Regions from separate parts of the Homo sapiens genome. Here region 2 is linked to region 1. The links are chromatin loops, found by intact Hi-C in ENCODE. Cell type or tissue: MCF 10A. All regions are shown on one strand. Links, peaks and the distances in the headings refer to the core of each region. The heading gives the core; the rest is flanking DNA.

Region 1 (9,485 bases), core at 831-8,830:
ACTCCATCTCAAAAATAAATAAATAAGGGTCGGGCGCAGTGGCTCAGGCCTGTAATCCCAGCACTTTGGGAGGCTGCGACGGGTGAATCACCTGAGGTCAGGAGTTCGAGACCAGCCTGGCCAACATGGCAAAAACCCATCTCTACTAAAAATACAAAATTAGCTGGGTATTGTCTAGGATGCCTGTAATCCCAGCTACTCGGGAGGCTGAGGCAGGAGAATCGCTTGGACCCTGGAGGTGGAGGTTGCAGTGAGCTGAGATTGCGCCACTGCACTCCAGGCTGGGCGACACAGCAAGACTCCATCTCAAAAAAATAAATAAAAGATAGATAGATAGATAGATAGATAGATAGATAGATAGATAGATAGACAGACAGACAGAGTTCTAAGGGTTAAAGTAGCATGCTCAAAATTACACAGCTTAAACGGGGAATCCACACCGAAAGTCCAGTGTCCTCAGTCCCACTTCCATAGAACTCAGTCTTTAGAATAAACAAACCAATTATAGGGTACTTCTTTATGGCTTTGCATTTACCTTCAAAATATTTTGTGTCAATTTCAATTCGAGTTATTACTCCAGGATGTGCCAATCGGAAAACTGCCCATTCACAACCCGGAACCAAGAGAATGCCATTCTCATCATTCTGGAATTCAGAAGAGAAGAAAATGGTAAACGAACTTGGAGTCATTCAAGAAACCAGTCCCGAAAACCAACAGGTGAAAAAGGTTGACGTGTTTCTTTTATTTCTTACTATAGAAGAGTGTTTCCTGTGGCCTGATGTGTAAATCACTTTCATGTAAATTGCCTCTTTGCTATCATTTCTTAAATGTCTCTTGCCAATTTGTGAGTTCATTGGGTCCCAGATACGTTTTTCTAAATTTCTATGTCAATTATAGATCCCTGCAAAATGTTATACGTGCAGCAATCTTCGTCTATTCCAGTCCATAGTTCCTCTAATTAGTTTGTTTTGACCTTTTAAGGTACATATTTTGTTGGTCAAACCTATACTGATACATGATGTGCGTTCAAACCTTAGTTTTGAGAACGGAGAGTCTGTTCATTGATATCTCAAAGCATCAGGTGACATGAAATCTAACTTAGGAAGGGGAGGGCACTTTTCTGACCAAGTTTTTGGTGGGATTTGCAAATTGAAAGGCATTGTATTTTTTGTTTCACTTCATCTTGGTTTCTCTATCTCAAATTAGTTACTGGCCAAATTAAACAGCTGCATGGACTCTAGAGCGCCCTGTCCATCACAAGTTCACATAAGTGGTGTAATCCTGAGATACACAGATATCAAACATTGCTAAACTAGTGGTTCTTCCCCAGATCTCCCAACACATTTATTCATAACTTTTGTATTATTAAATCGCAGCTCCTTTTGTTTCTTTATTGAAGAAACAGAGGAATGTTCCAAAAATGCATTGGCGTAGCTGGCAATGACCAGTATGTTTGGGCTTCTGAGTCTCTGCCCTGATATTATGAAAACAGTGGGAAATTTGGAAAATATAAATCATAGTAATTAGCATTTAGAACAATGCATATGAGGTTTCTAAAATGTGCAAAAGTTTATTTAAAAGAAAAAGTTCCAAAAAATACTTTTAAGAAAAACTTTAAACCATAGTTATTTTTAACTTCTTACTTCTAATATTGGTGGCCGGTCCAGCCTTCTTGCAGTTTCCCAACCATCCGCCATAGACTTTGCCCCGCCAACTCCTACAGAAAATAACATTGTTGAATGGTAAACTGCATGATTTTAACTATGAGGATGAATACATTGCTGTAATTAAATTACAGATCTTATGCATCTGAGCATTGCTACATAAGTTATTTTCATTAAAGTTAATGTTTCAGTAAATTCACAAACAATCATAGGGTTAGTTAAATTTTACTTTTCCTTTTAAAGCAGCTACTTAGGCCAAAATTAGGTAGAAAAATTGGTAATGTTGACTTATTTCATGTCATAAAGGCATCAAATCCTACACATGGAAGATTAATCTCATCCACTGCTGTGCTTTGAGATGTGCCTTTCCTTTTAAATCACTCTGACCATATTGGGGTATTTAATGCCGGTACCCAGACTTCCTAAATAAGCCAGCTCCAAGAATATCATCTTACCTATTATATTGTTTGGGTGCCCAAACTTAGCATTACTAAATCCTACACAGACACCCCCAAAAGCGATGGCCACTAGGTCTGCAGGTTCTTTGGGGTCAGTTGCAGTCCAGTCTTTTTGTCCAGTACCGAATACTCTAAGTCGTGCAATTCCACCATCTGAAAAGGAAAGGTGCCTTAGTTATTGTTTGTAAAAATGGCTGCTTGTGTATCATACACTACAGGACCCTCCTGTCTTCTCCAGTGTCATCTCTTGGTAGGCTTTGGCCACACCCACCTGCTGTTTCTCAAATACAACAAGCCCACTGCCCCAGGGCCTTTGCACTTGATATTACCCTGTACCAGAACAACTTTCCCAGCTCTCCAAAAGATTACTTATGTTCCTCACCTTAAAGGCATGGCCTCAGAAAAGTCTTCCCTCTCATGCTCTGAAGTTGTCTCCTCCCTCCTCCATTCAGCCACTGCCTGACTCCCCAGGTTACATTTTATCATATCTCTTTGTTATTTACTCCAGAGCTCTAATCACAGCCTGAAATTATCTTTTTAAGTTCCTGCTAAAATCAGTCTCCAATACCCAGAATGCGAAATCCTTGTAGGCCAGACCACTTACCTGTGTTGTTCACTTCTGTACCACTCTTGTATCGTCTCTACCTAGAAGAGGTCTGGGCACATAGTAGGCATTGAAGTTTTTTTCATTAAATGAACAACTCCAAGGTCAAACAGCATTCGGGAAATTCACCATACAGATAATGTTTCGTGCTAGAAATAAGCATCGCTGACTCCCACACAGACTCAGACAAGAGAACCTTATGTTTTTATTTTTACAACACCACCCTGCTTAGCAATGTGATTCAGAATACAAAAGATAATATTCACAAAATCAAATTGCTGCTGAGAACCACAGCAGCCTGAAATTAGGTCTGCAGAGCAGCAAATAGCTACCAAAATCAACTCACAGCATCTGATTCTAGTAGAACGAATGTTTTGTTTCTTCGAATATTAATTGCTAGAAGGTGGAAACCAAGCATTTTTAATATAGAAAATTAATTTAATCAAAATATTGTACTAAAACATGCCCTATATGTTTTTATTTTACAAATTTAGTGAAAATGAGTGATCTGAAAATTTTTTGGTAAAACAATGGAAGTCTTGCTATTTACAACAAATAAAACCAAAAACTTCATTGGCATAAAACCCTAGAAAATATCCTAGAGGGAGTCATTCAGCAGGAGCCGGGTTATGAGAGTAATATCACTGCCATTCTAGTTCATTAAATATTATAATTGGCTTTAATGGCATAGAAGATATTCGTCTGTTGAAAGTGAAGTCGATTTCACATTTTAAAAAATAAGATTCTTCTTTACAGAGTTAATATCCAAACTTGCTTTTAGTCACAGCTGCCAAGGAATCCCAGAAATGACTCTTCATCCTCTGAGTACATCTCATTTAAACCAACCCATTCCCACCCAGTGTGTCCCTGTAACATCAGCCAGGTTTCCCCAGCTTCCTTTCCCTTTACACCTGGATCCCAGGTGGAATCCTCATGGAGCAATTAAAGATGCCAGTAAGAGCTGGGACATGAAATCTGCATGCAGGCATTGCCCATCTCTCCTCTTCAGGCCATCAATGCTGACCAATTAGGAAAGAGCTTTCATGTGCTTAGGGACCCTTCATATTCAACCCAGAAAAGCAGGGCTTCCACTCAGAAACTATTTTAGACCCTCCCTCAACTCGTGAATCCTGTACAAATTGGGTTGGACATATAAAGTTGCTATTTTGGTGGATCAGAAATAGTCAAATAGAAATGTTTATGGCTCTACCAAAATACTTTTGTTGTATGTATCACTATTTTGCAGTTTTTTGTTTTTTTTCTTTTGTTTTCTTTTTGAGACAGAGTCTCACTCTGGTTGCCCAGGCTGGAATGCAGTGGCACGATCTCGGCTCACTGCAACCTCCGCCTCCCGGGTTCAGGCGATTCTGCTGCCTCAGCCTCCCAACTAGCCGGGATTACAGGCACCCGCCACCACACCTGGCTAATTTTTGTATTTTTAGTAGAGACAAGGTTTCCCCATGTTGGCCAGGCTGGTCTTGAACTCCTGACCTCAGGTGATCTGCCCACCTCGGCCTCTTTCCAAAGTTATTTTTCTTATCTGTCTCCCACTGGGTTATTCACTTCATAAGGACAAGGACTCTGTCAAATCTAACAACAAATAGTTATGGAGCTTCTCCTGTGTTCCCCATGCTGTGCTAAGTGTCAGGTGTACAAAAATGACAATCTGGACTCACAGCCCTTTCTTCATGAAGCATACACTCTGTTGGTTCTGCCCTACACATTGTCAGGAAAATGATTTTATGGCCAATGCTCAGTCTGTAGCTCAAAGTAGTTATTCCACAGTGTATGTTAAATTAACAAGTGGGGAAAAGGTCTGACTCTCTTGTAAGCTTTGCTCATTCATTTTCTTGCACTGTTTTTAGAATAGATTATTTCAGTGAGTAATTAATATTAGTAAACGTGTTTAGATCTTTCCATTTTCATGTCTCACTTTAAAGCATCATAACCAGAGAAACATTGCATCTAAAATAAGGTTCCAGAGAACCACTTCTGGCATGACAGCAGGAGAGCTTTGCTGTCCTGTTCCTCAGTGGAGCTGGTAAAATTTAGGGGGGTTGAGGGATGGGAAAACACTTCAGGTCTCTGGAAATGGTCCTAAGGGCATACGGAAAATTCAGCAACATCTATTCAAGAATATCTGCTAAAATTCAGTAAGAACAGTGAGAGTCTGCGGTATTTGAACCAAGACCTCACCTGCACACCCTCTCCCAGATCAGCAAAGTGGAGACTGCAAACAAGTGCAGCCCATGGTTGCAGGGCTGTCTTCCCAGGAGAGGCAGGACATCAGGGCTTCTCATCCTGCCCCTATATGCCTGTTACTGAGGCTAAGCCCTGGGTGAGTGTGGTTGAGAGGCGGGGGCTCCTTTATTTGACCCAGCCCTGACTCATGGGACAGGGTCCTACCTTGAGATATTGGGGCCACAGTGACCCATTCTCATGATCCATAAGGTGGAGGCTTCACACTGAGGGTGAGACATCCCCAGCCCTGCAAACCCTGTAACTCAGCCAGAGGAAACACCAAATCAGAGTTGCTGTTCAGCAACACCATGTTGTAGGAGGTTTGTTCCACAGGTCCCCTAGAGACAAACACCTAGCTAACCTTCCCACACCACTAGAATATGCTCCCTGGGACCTCCCCTATTCTGATGGGCAGTAATTTGATTGCTTACTACAAATGAAGCAATCCTGGACTTAAGGTGCCATCTAGTGCTGAAAAGTAGGCAGCTACCTAGCAGGAAATAAAATCAACAGGAAATTTATAATGATTCTCTAAGCTAAGCTTGTCCAACACATGGGCAGTGGGTCTTATGAAGCCCATGGTGGCTTTGAATGTGGCCCAACACAAATCCATAAACTTTCTTAAAACAGTATGAGATTGTTTTGCAAAATTTTTTTGGCTCATCAGCTATCGTTAGTGTTAGGGCATTTTATGTGTGGCCCAAGACAATTCTTCCTCTTCCAATGTGGCCCAGGGAAGCTAAAATATTGGACACTCCCTACATCTAAGCAAATATATTCAACAAAAACTGAAACAACCCAGAAAGAAAAGACTGGAATAAATAACTAATGCTTCAATGCACAGGCATAGATGTATACCCATAAGAAACAACAGCAAAGAACTATGACATCCCCAAATGGACAAAGCAAGGAACCAGTGACTGATCATAATAAGACAGTGATATATGAACTCTGTGATCAATAATTCAAAATAGCAGTTTTAAGGAAACTCAGTGACCTCAAAGATAACACACAAAAGCAGCTTAGAAGTTTATCAGAGAAATTTAACAAAATTTCAATAATTTTTTAAAATCAAACAGAAAACTTTGAATGGAAAAACGTATTTGCTGAACCAAAAAATTCATTAGAGGCTCTTAAGAATAGAATGAAGCAAGCAGAGGAAAGAATCAGTGAGCTCAAAATGGGCTATTTAAAAATACACAGAGGAGAAAAAAATGAAAAGGAATAAAGATTGCTTACAAGATATAAAATATTACCTCAAAAGATCAAATCTAAGAATTATTGGTGTTGAGGAGGGAGTTGAGCAAGAGCAAGGGGTAGAAAGCTTATTCAAAGAAATAATAGAAAACTTTTCAAAACTTGATAAAGACATAAATATCCTGGTACAGAAAGCTCAAAGAAATGGATTGTATCCAAATAAGACTACTCCAAGGCATATAAAAAATCCTAAAGGTCAAGGACAGGCTGGGTATGATGGCTCATGCCTATAATTCCAGCACTTTGGGAGGTCAAGGTGGGTGGATTGCTTGAGCCCAGGATTTTGAGACCAGCCTGGGCAACATGGTAAAACCCCATTTCTACAAAAAAAAAAACAAATACAAAAATTAGCCAGGCATGGTGGTGTGCACCAGTGGTCCCAGCTACTTGGGATGCTGATGTGGGAGAATCATCTGAGCCAAAGGAGGTTGAAGCTGCAGTGACCTGTGATTGCACCACTGGACTCCAGCCTGGGTGACAAAGTGAGACCCTGTCTCAAGAAAAAAAAAAAAAGTCAAGGATAAAAATATCCTAAAAGCAGCAAGAGAAAAGAAGCAAATAACATAAAGAAGCTTCAATTCATCTGACAACAGACTTCTCAATGATAACCATACAGGCCAAAAAGAAGTGGGATGACATTTTAAAGTGCTGAAAGAAAAAAATACTGCCATCCAAGAATATTGTATCTAGAAAAGCTATCTTTCAAATATGAAAGAGAGAGAAAATCTTTCCTGGATAAACAAGAGCTGAGAGAATTCACCACCACCAGTCTTAAATGAAATGCTAAAGTTCTTCCATTTGAAAAAAAAAAAACACTAATGTGCAAAAAGAAAACATTTGAATTTATAAAACCCACTAGTAAAATTAAGTGCATTAACGAACTCAGAATACTCCAACACTGTAATTATAGTGTGTAATTCACTCATAACTCTAGTATGAAGTCCAAAAGACAAATCTATCAAAAATAATAATCTTTTTGTTGATATCTTTAACAGGTGTTAAAAGATAGGCAATATAAAAACATGCAAATTGAGACAACATGAAGTCAAAATGTGGGAGGAGGGATAAAGTTAAAAATGTAGAGTTTTTTTTTGTTTTTCTTTGTTTATTTCTATTTTTTTCTTTGTGATCTAAGATGAGTTGACATCTCTTTAAAATAACTTGTTATAAGATGTTTTTATAAGCCTCATGGTAACCACAGTGCAAAAACCTATAATAGATTTGCTAAAAATAAAAGTCAATTAAAACATACTATCAGAGAAAATTAGTTAACCACTAAGGCAGAAAGAAAGAAAAGGAAAGGAAAGGGAGGGGAGGGGAGGGGAGGGGAGGGGGGGAGGGGAAGGGGGAGGGGAGGGGAGGGGGGAGGGGAGGGGAGGGGGGAGGGGAGGGGAGGGGAGGGGAGGGGGAGGGGAGGGGAGGGGGGAGGGGAGGGGGGAGGGGAGGGGGGAGGGGAGGGGGAGGGGAGGGGGGAGGGGAGGGGGAGGGGGAGGGGAGGGGGGAGGGAAGGGAAGGGAAGGGGAGGGGATCAGAAAACAAGCAACAAAATGACAGTAAGCTCTTACTGATGACAATACTGAATGTAAATGGACTCAATGTTCCAAATAAAAGGTATACTGTTGCTTAATGGACTAAGAAACAAGGCCCAACTATATGCTGCCTACAAGAAACCCACTTGACCTATAAAGACACAAATAGGCTGACAGTGAAAGGATGGAAAAAGATATCTCATGCAACCAGAGGCCAAAAAAGAGCAGGAGTAGCTACACTTATATCAGATAAAATAGACTACAAATCAAAGACTGTTAAAAAAAAAAAAAGACAAGACACTGTATAATGATAAATGGGTCAATTATGAATATCTATGTGTCCAACACCAGAGCTTTCAAGTCTTATATAAAGCAAACATTAATAGATCTAAAGGGATAAATAGACTGCAATACAATAATAGTAGGGGACTTCAACACCTCACTTTCAGTAATGGACAAATCGTCCAGACAGAAAATCAACAAAGAAATAGTGAAGTTGAACTACACACTAGATCTAATGGCCCTAACTGACATTACAGAACATTTTACCCAACTGCTGCAGAATATGCATTCTTTTCATCAGCACATGGAACATTCTCTAGAATAGGCCATGTCTTGGGCCATAAAGCAAGTCTAAACAAATTCAAAAAAGTAGAAATCATATCAAGTATCTTTTCTGACCATAATGGAATAAAACTAGAAATCAATAATAAGAGACACATTGGAAAATACACAAACACATGTAAATTAAACAACATGCTCCTGAACAACAAATGGGTCAGTAATTAAGAAGGAAATTTTAAAAATGCTTGAAACAAATGAAAATGGAAATACAACATACAAAAATATATGGGATACAACAAAGGCAGTACTAAGAGGGAAGTTTATAGCAATAAATACCTATACCAAAGAAGTAGAAAGACTTCAAATTAATATAACAATGCATCTCAATAAACTAGAAAAGCAAGTATAAACCAATCCCAAAATTACTAGTAGAAGAAAAAAATAAAGATCAGAGGATAAATAAATGGCAACTAAAATAATACAGAGGATCAACAAAACAAAAAACTTGTTTTTTTAAAAAGAAACAAAAGTGATGGACCTTTAGCTAGACTAATTACAAAGAGAAAAGACCCCAAAAAATCAGAAATAGAGAAGGATACATAAAAAATGAGACTGGCTCTCTTCTCTTTTCCATTTGACAGACACCTGCATATTTTTATGCAGTGCCAGCTGGGTTCCTGAGGCAACAAGGTGAAAATGAAGGCCAGAGTAAACAAATTTGGCCACATTAAGCACCTGGTCACCAAGGCTGCTTTTAGCTCTGGCAAAGTGGATATTGTCATCATCAATGATGCCTTCATTGACCTCAACTACCTGGCCTACATGTTCCAGTAGGCTTCCACCCATGGCAAGTTCCACAGTATCATCAAGGCTCAGAATGAGAAGACTGACATCAATGGAAATCCCATCATTATCTTCCAGGAGCAAGATCCCCCCCAAAATCGAGTGAAATGACAGCGGTGCTGATTATGTTGTTGAGCCCACTAGAATCTCCATTACCATGGAGAAGGCTGAGGCTCACTTAGAGGGGTAAGCCAAAAGAGCCACCATCTCTGCCCCCTCTGCTGATGCCCCTTATGTTTATGTGGGGTGTGAATCATGAGAAGTATGAAAACAACCTCAAGATCCTTAGTAGTGCCTCATACACCACCTACTACTTAGCCCTTCT
Region 2 (9,485 bases), core at 729-8,728, 360 kb before region 1:
GAATGGAGAAAAAGGCATTTGCCAAGTCAATGGCTGCATACCAGGTACCAGGAGATGAGTTCATTTGCTCAAGCAATGAAACCATATCTGGTACAGCAGCTGCAATTGGAGTCACCACTTAGTCAAGCTTATGATAATCCACCAACATTCTTCGAGATCCACCTGTCTTCTGCACAGGCCAAATAGGAGAGTTGAATGGGGATGTAGTGGAAATCACCACCCCTGGGTCTTTCAAGTCTTTGATGGTGGCACTAATCTCCACAGTTCCTCCAGGGATATGATATTGTTTTTTATTTACTATTTTTCTAAGTAAAGGCAGCTCTAATGGCTTCCATTTGGCCTTTCCCATCATAGCAGCCCTCACCCTCCCAGTCATGGAGCCAACATGGGGGTTCTGCCAGCTGCTAAGTATATCTCTGATAATTACACATCTGGCACTGGGGAAATAACCACAGGATGAGTCCAGGCACCCACTGGACCCACTGTAAGTCAGACCTGAGCTTTCATTAATTACATGACCTTCTTTAACTGGAGGACCACAATGACGTTTTGGATTCCTGGAATCAACCTCAGTTCAGAGCCAGTGTCCATTAGTCCCTAAAATGTCTGATTATTTCCCCTTCCCCAGTGTACAGTTACCCTGGTAAAAGGCCGGAGGTCTCCTTGGGGAAGGATGGGAGAAAGATTAACGTGTAAATTGTCAGGACCTTGAAACTGTGGCAAATCAAATGTCCCCTTGAGGAAGGACCTAGTCTCACCTTCATTCAAGGGGTTTTGTGTCTGTAAACTGGCTCAAGTCTGGAAATTGATTGAGGGTCTGTCATACTCTGTTTTTCTAATTCAAATTTGTCTTTTGTCCATTTGACCAGGACATTTTCTGCTTTTATAAATTAAGTAGGAATGCAGTAGGCTTCCTAACAATTTCACTTCTAGGAAGACTGTGATTAATTAGCCAATGCCAGAGACTCTTCTGATTGCTGCTTTGCCTCTGCTGTCCATTACAGTAGCTATGCCCACCTTGCCTTTGACACTGCTTGGCCCCTACCACCTCGGGATACAATTGTTCCCATTGTATTTAAATTTTGTAGTTGAATGACTGTGGTTTCCACTGCTAGATCTGATCTACAGAGAAGAACAATTACAGGGCTCTTCAAAAATGCAGGTGCTACCCTCACAAATCTATTTCACAAAGCATTGGTCGAGGTATATCTTCTGGACCCTCCAACGGGGATAAGTAGGTCTACAGTGGCTAATCCACTTCACCATCCCAATCTCCCTAAGCCTTTGCATCCCTTCCTCTACATTAAACCAGTGGAGAGCAGGCATTTCCAGCTCACTCACAGTAGGCCATCTTTTAATCCATGTTTCAGCTAACCAAGCAAATAAACTATTAGAACCTTGTGTAACTCCCTGAGCTGCAAGATTAAATGCAGAATCCCTACTTAGAGGGCCCAAATCAATAAATTCAGCCTGACCCAACTCTATGTTCCTTCCAACATTATCTCACACCCTTAATATCCATTCCCATGCCTGTTCTCCAGATTTCTGTTTATATAAATTACAAACATCGAGCAGTTCTTTTCAAGTGTCACACACCTCCTCATGGATCACACTCTCACCCTCACCTCTAGGGGCCTGCCAAGACGTTAGTCAAGTTACAGGTCTAGAAGCAAACAAGGGTGTTGGGGTTGGTTCCTGAGGAGAATCAACATTATCTTGCCTAGCAATTGCCTCGGGGTGGCCATCACTGTTGCCTCAGGTAGCACAGGGTTTATCTCCTCAGACAAAAGTGGGAAGGCTGATGGCAGCATGAGTCAGGGAGGGGATGTTGCCACTACAGGGGATGGGGAAGCTGTTTCTTCTGGCAAGAAAGGTTCATCGGAGTTTATAAGCTCAGTGTCCCAGCTTCATCAGGGTCCTCCCACATGTCCCCATTCCAAGTTTCAGGGCCTCATTCTTTTCCAATCAATGCCCTCACTTTAACAGTAGACACTTGGTGAGGCTGTGCATGCACGTTAAGTTGCAGTTTAGCCACTCACATGATAAGAGCTTCTGTTTGATTTGCCACAATGTCAGCTCTTTCTCTACAGGAAATAAGACTCTGACTCAGGGCAATCTTAGATTTGAGGCTCAGTATCTGCTTCTGAAGGCAGGAGTTAGAATCTCTGAGTTCATCATTTTCTTTCATCACTTTGTCCAGTGAACTTAGGAGGAACCAACCAGCTTCATTATGTTCCTGGGTTCTCCACATATGGTCAAAGGTGTTATGTATAGAGTCAACAAACTCCTTGCCTCTCACGAGCAATGAATCAGGAGTGTCAAATGCATTTATTTTGTGTAACTCTCTGAACCATTCATACCAAGGATTCTCAGTGTTCTGCATACCATTAGCAGTAGAATCCTTAGCATTTTGAGGTCTAATCATACTAAGCAGCCAGCTGCAGAAATCACAAAACCAACTAAAATAACTCCATCCTTAATATTCTGTTCCTCTACCACCACTCCTGGTACCAAAATCTGTATTAGTCAGGGTTCTCTAGAGGGATAGAACCAATAGGATATAGATATATAAAGGGGAGCTTATTAAGTAGTATTAACTGACATGGTCACAAAGTCCCAAGATAGGTTGTCTGTAAGCTGAGGAGCAAGGAAGCTAGTCCGAGTCCCAAAACTGAAGAACTTGGAGTCTAATGTTCAAGGGCAGGAAGCATCCAGGATGGGAGAAACATGTAGGCTGGGAGGCTAACCAGTCTAGCCTTTTCACGTTTTTCTGCCTGCTTTATATGCACTGGCAGCTGATTAGATGGTGCCCACCCAGATTAAGGGTGGGTCTGCCTTTCCCAGCCTGCTGACTCAAATGTTAATCTCCTTTGGCAACACCCACACAGACACACCCAGAATCAATATTTTGCACCCCTTCAATCCAATCAAGTTGAAACTCAGTATTAACCATCACGACATATATATTCAATTATATTCAACAGATGATGACTAGAGATTACAGAAGCAGATAATCTAGATAGAGATAAGGATATATAGATAAGCATACGAGAGACTCTTCATGAAGCAAAGCTCACTTTAGAGTAGGGAAGATGTTTTTAAAAAAAGTTTTAAAAAGAATAAGAAAATATTGAACTGAAAAGAAATCTATTTAAAATGCAAACGGAAGACATTTTAACAGAATCCATAGGCATCATCTCTTAGAAGGGAAGTGCACACACATATGCATACACACACATGCACGCACACACACATGCACGCACAATCTTGACCTTGACCAGTTATCAGATAGACTTTAAGAAAATGACAATTCTGTGGCATTGTTCTCTTAATCTATTGGGCTACTTCCAGTTATGAGTTCTGGCATTTCAGAGAATCCTGCTTCCATTTACTTTGAAGAAGGAGGAATTTGCAATCATACATTCTCATAATTCACAGAAAATTTTAATGAGTAATAAATGAAAGTGTCATCAACAATCAAAATATGTGAGATAGACGGAAGAAACTTTGCTGAATGAAGTCTTAATTCTAGACTGGAAACATGGTAAAATCAAGTGATTTCTCAATCTAAAGCCCTTTCTAGATAACTGTTGGCTTCTCTGGACCATGCACAAGTAGTGAAAATAATTGTTTAAATTACATCGAGCTTCGAAGCTAAATATTTCACCTATACCATTAAAGTGTAAGATAGAGCCTAAAGCCTAACCACACGGCAGAAATTATTTTTCCCAGATAAGCTGTGGTGAGAAATGAACAGGCATCTAAGAGGCAGAAATCGTGCATTTTCTTTCTCCTTGGACATCGCAACCTTCTCATCAATATTAATCATGAAGTAATACTATACATATACTATGCCTGAGCTTTTCAGGAAATGAATGTGTATATCTGCTTAAAAGTGATTTTATTGTATTGTTTAAAATGTGTAATGTGATCGGCAGAATGACAATTTTTTTAAAGGAAACAAAGTCCCTTGCGTTGAGGATGCCAGCCCTATGAGAAAGTCAGATGATACGATGTAGAGTAATTAACGACAAGGGAATGCTTCCCTGCTTTCACAGAAAGGAAGCCAGAAGCTGTAGTCCATGGGAAAAGTGCAGCTAGCCCTGAGCCAGCTCCTTATCTTTTCCATAGTGTGTGTGATACCAGTAATGTCTGTTATTTGTTTACAGTTTGGTAATGGAGAATGTATTGTGTTATGTTAAACTCCTATTATTTCTGTCTTTGAAGCCTCTAATGCATTTCAACGAGTGTAGACATTTTACACATTTTGAATCGAGGTCATCCAATCCTCATAAAAAAGTTTGGAAAATAAATATTATAACCAACACACAGAGGGAAAATTTAATACCTTAAGGTAAAGTGAATTTTCCCGAGGTTATAATTAATAAGGTGCCAAGTTCGGGTCTTCTATCTCTAGGTCACCAATGTTTCCACTACAACATCACCTCCAGGTGTCTCTTATTTTTAGAAGATTTGTGTACATTGCCTGTGCTACATGTTATCTATTATCGCTGGCTTCTACTTCCTCTCCACCCCCTCCTCCTTTCCCTCCTATCCTAGGGACAAGAAAGTTCAAACCTAGAAGTCCAAGACTGCTTGCCGCCAAGGTTTGGACGCAGTTTCATTTCTGCCAATGAGACTCACTTGGACGAAGCTAGAACATAGAAGGCAGGCTGAGGACACCCCTCCTGTGGCTGAGTGCTGGGGTCGGGCAGCATCTGGACCCCCTTGTTTTGCTTTTCACCATCAGCTTCTTGAGTGGCAGGTGCTGCGACAGCCACTGCTTCCTGACTGCCAGTGCTTCCGTGCAAGGCGGACCACAGAGACCTGGTGATTACACAAAGCTCAGTTCATCTATCGCCACTGAGGAAGAGTTTCGGTAGCATCTCAGAAGGGGAAAATGAGGTGAGGGGGCTTATAGGGCGTGCAGGGCTGGACTAGGGTAGTGTTAGGCAGAAGTCAATTCAGTATGGTCTGAGGTGATCGAGGTTATTGTAGCATTTGGAACACATGAAGCCACGCTCTGTTGCTGTGAAATGTTTGCTTGCTGTCTCATCTTGGAAAATACAGACCCTCAAGCAGCCTGTGTGAAAACAATTTGAACTCAGAGAGTTTGTCTTGCACATCACGCTTTTGTACAGTTTGTGCATTCTTTGAGTCATACTTCATTTTGCCAATTATTTCTGTGTTGTTTCTCTGGCCCTTGGGATTATAGTTCTACTAAGTTTTATCCTGAAGCTAAAAGTCTAGTGCCAACTCCCTGACTTGTTCTCTCATCAGTCAAACAATTTTCCAAGCATCTAATTTTCTAAATAGCAGTGGTTAACAGATGTGTGTCCCCTAGTAAGGTCTTCTCTCATTTTATAATAAATTATTCCAATTAAGATAAGATGACTTTTAAAAAAATTAAATGTCTTTCAAATATTAGGAAAATATGTCTTTGCCAGCAGGTGGCAACCTCTCTGAATTGTAAATTCAAAACCCCAGAAAAATAACCATCCCTCAGAGAGCCAATTCTTCCCTCTGTCTGCCCTCAAAACTACCTACAGAACGTTTTAAAAGTAAAGATGCCTGAACTCCACCCTCCAATACTTTAATGCAGTGGTTCTGGGGTAGAGTCCAAGACACTTTTTTGTAATGCAAGCCCGTGTTTTCTATGGAGAGGATCCAGAGGCAAGGCGGACAGGAAAAAGGTCCCTGAGGAAGGACATGCACCCTCACCCCAGCCTGTGTGCAGAACACAGGCCGACTTCTATACCCAGGCCGGCCGTCAGAGGTTTCTTCTGTGGAAAAACAGAAGGGCTTAGAGGAAAGATCTCCAGATACTGGCAGCTGGGGATCCCTGCGCAAAACCTCAGGAATCTGCCCCCATCACCCTCAAGGTCAAACATCCATGTCTATGCACATGCAGGTCTCAAAAAGCTTTTTTTAATACCATCAGCTACTTTGAACCTAGGGCTTGCAAATTTATGGCAGGCTAAATCCAGCACACAGCCTGCATTTGTAAGTAAAGTTTTATTGAAACACAGTGATGCCAATTTTTTTGTTCATATCTGAATTCTCACTATAACAGCAGAGTTGAATAGTTGTGACAGGGAGAGTATAGCCACAAAGCATAAACAATTTACTATCTGGCCTTTTACAGAACACGTCTGACAATCCTGGTCTAAACTATTAACTAATAGCTAGGATCCTCAAATATTCAAGGGAAACCAATAATAGAAAAAGAAAAAATTAAATGAATAGAAGAATGGACACAAAGATGATGTTTGAAGTAGAAGAAAACAAAAACAACAGAAATAACTGATTACTCTCCAAGTTGATAACATATACTTCAAAGAGACAAAAGATGATATCAAATCCAAAATTTAAACAAACAGAAACAAAAAAGCCAGGATCAGGCATCTTTTAAAAAGGACCAATCTGCTGGGAAGGAGGAGAGTGAGGATGAAGAAAGGTTGGCTAATGGTGCAAACATAGAGCTAGATAGAAGGAGTAAGTTCTAGTGTTCGATAGCTCAGTAGAGTGACTGCAGCTAGCAATTTATTATATATTTCAAAATAGCTAGAAGAGGAGAGTTAAAATGTTCCCAACACAAAGAAATGATAAATGTTTGAGGTGGTGGACAGAATATTTGTACATATTTGTACATATTATGGGGTACATGAGATATTTTGATACATGCATGTAATGTTTGATCATTAAACATTGTATGCGTATATCAAAATATCACATGTACCCCATAAATATGTACATATTATGTATCATTTTTAAAAAAGTAAAAAGTAGAAAAAGAGCAATATGACAAGAAAAAATTCTGAAATTTGTAAATGGTACTCCCATAAAATAATCAGTAAAAGGGTCAGAAATGAAGTCAACCAAATATCTCAAAAAGCAGAAATAAAACACAAAGAAGCCAAAAACATAGACCAGAAAAGATAAGAGACCAATAGAATCAACACCAATAAACCACCAGAAAAAGAGTTCAAAGGAAAAGGTATTGAGAAAATTATCTAAGAAAATGCACAAAAAACCTTTATAAAACTTTAAGATATAAGTTTTCCATCTAAGAGATCTATCATATACCCAATACAATAGAAGACACAAATACAGTAAGTAGGTGCAGTTATGTGAAATTTTAGGAGATCAAAAACAAAGAAAAAATCCTTAAAGCTTCCAAACAGAAAACAAAACTATACAAAAGGATCAAGAATTAGAGTCGTTACTCTAATATATATGCTTAAATATATCAACAGCAACACTGAAAGGAGAAGATAATGTAGAAAACCTGTAGAATTCTAGGAAAATGTTTTGTTTTGCCTAGAATTTGAAACCTAGCCAAATTATTAGTTGAGTATGATGGCTGAGAAAGACATCATCAGACATTTAGTGACTCAAAAATGGTCAAGAAATATTTCTTAGGAGAGACAGGAAGATGGAATATAGAAAGCAAAGAAAAGAAATAGAGAAAATCTAGAAAACAAAAGGCACAAGTTATTTAATCTGTAAAGCAGAATCTTTGAAGCTAGCCATGCTGCAGACCTAGGTAGAACTCAGTCCAGATTGGAGAGGAGGCTGGAGGGCTGTGAGAGAGAAAATTTCCGGATGACATAATGTGGTTCTCAAAAATGCTCTGTGGCTAGCAAATCATCCAAGTGAAGAAATTTGAGAAAACCCAAGAAAAGCAAAATACTATGTAGAAAAGGAAATGTAATTTTAGTTCGCAATGCAACTTTGCAACAAATAGTATTTATATAATTACAATGAGTAAATTCTGATTTAGGTAAAATAGCGTTATTTTAGCAGCTTAGAAGAGGGACATAAAAGCAGAGAGAGCTAAATTGTCATCTACTGTAGCAGGAAATCAATTGAGTATGTTTCAGCTTAATTAAGTAAGAAAAACCAATCAAACCATATTATATGGAAATAAAAAAGAAACCACCAAAAGAAATACAAGAGTTACATGCAGTTATCACTGGGAAGCTGGTCTGAGGAGTGAAGAGAGGTTTTTGGTTTTTGGGTTTTTTTTTTTTTTTATCATAAGCCAATGGTACTGTTTGTTTTCAGGTACATGTGCAAATTTTTTTTTTAGATTTTTTTTTTTAAAGTCAGGGTCTTGCTATGTTGACCAGGCTGGTCTCAAACTCCTGGCCCTAAAGGTCCTTCCACCTCCACCTTCCAAAGTACTAAGATTACAGGCATGAGCCACCACACCCAGCCTAGATTTTTGATAAATAAATACAAATACATAAAGAAATTACTTCAGTGCTATCCAAATTATTCTGCTGCATGGTCAGGTTTAAAGGCAATCATTGCGGACTTGATTTTACTTTACGGTGAAAAATATTGCAAGACCACTTCAAATGGACACCATAGTCTGTGTGGCATCCTTCTACGAGTCTAATGTTTGCTCACATTTTATTGACTGACTTCTTCCAAATAATTTTTATCAAGAGATACGTTAGTTACAAGATACAAGAAGGTAACTTAAATTAGTAGACGTAAGAAAAAAATCTATGTGGTCTATTGGTAGTTTTTGCTCGTTTGCTGTTTTTGAAGAATAAAGACATAAAATGTGACTAATTATAAAGCCTATAAAAATATGTACTAAAGGTTTTATATTAATAAAGTTGGACAAAAAATAGCTTTATATTTCTGTGAGTCACAATTATACAATTTGCATACTTAATAAGATAAAAACAAACCAATCGCTCAGAAGATATGCAACTATTGAGAAAAGTCATTTCCAGAGAGACAGGAAGATACCCCAATTTATAAGAAATGGACTAGTGTTAGAAGTGTCGATCTCTGTCCAGTGAAGCTTCTCTGAGTTTGTAAGAGCTGCGGATGTGTGAAACCTACATAAGATTCCTTTGGCTATAAAAACAGCCTGTTTCATGTCTGGGAAGATGATAACAATTCAATAAGCAAATGTCCAGAGTCTCAGAATCCTAGAATTGGATGTGACCTGGAAGGCCATTAGTCTACTCTGCCATGTGCTTTGACAAATTGGCTGCTGAAACACTAGAATGATGGTCCTAAATAAACACCTTTGCAGCTTTCCCTAAAATGATTGTGTTCAGGGAGCACTGGTTTTTCCACCTTCTTGAACCTAACACTTTACCTTCTCCCTCTAAGCATCAATCTTTCTTCCATTTTGGTATCACTCAAACTTCATGGAAAATAGTATGAGGAATTTGATCAACAGCATGCATTTCAAAGAGACTCTTGAAAATTTAATGAAATTACGCTCTAGTGATAGAATACCAGGTAGCAGGTAAATTGTCCACATTCATGTTCTGCTGAATTCTGGGAACTTTCAGAATCACTTCCAAGCTCGCAGAAGTGGGCACAAAAAAGAAGTAAAAAATGAAGCTCAATGTTAACAATATCCAGTCTACACCCACTCAGACTTGCCTGCCCCTTGCTGCAAAGCCACCCATTCTCTGGTCCCCAGTTTCCCATCTGCTCCCATCCAAGGGAGT

What was found. Peaks named below come from ENCODE experiments on the same cell type or tissue, not always from the same donor. Only the 100,000 strongest peaks of a DNase experiment are listed, where the experiment ranks them.
Region 2: a loop joins it to region 1, with 27 times the contacts of the local background. A loop is called at or near these places in 2 of 110 quality-filtered maps.

The regions. Positions count from the first base shown.
Region 1 is chr2:3,688,507-3,697,991 of GRCh38, reverse strand. It overlaps ALLC (allantoicase), which reads right to left. Exons shown (of 12, transcript NM_018436.4): 8 at 2,120-2,275; 9 at 1,644-1,717; 10 at 536-644. It also overlaps the pseudogene GAPDHP48. Among named protein-coding and RNA genes, the nearest start is that of DCDC2C, 10 kb to the left of the region's middle. In MCF 10A, for the core only: a CTCF peak has its summit at 5,430 (motif pointing left); no DNase peak of the experiment used is centred there.
Region 2 is chr2:4,050,239-4,059,723 of GRCh38, reverse strand. No RefSeq gene overlaps it. Among named protein-coding and RNA genes, the nearest start is that of LINC01304, 81 kb to the right of the region's middle. In MCF 10A, for the core only: CTCF peaks have their summits at 5,198 and 5,453 (motif pointing right); no DNase peak of the experiment used is centred there.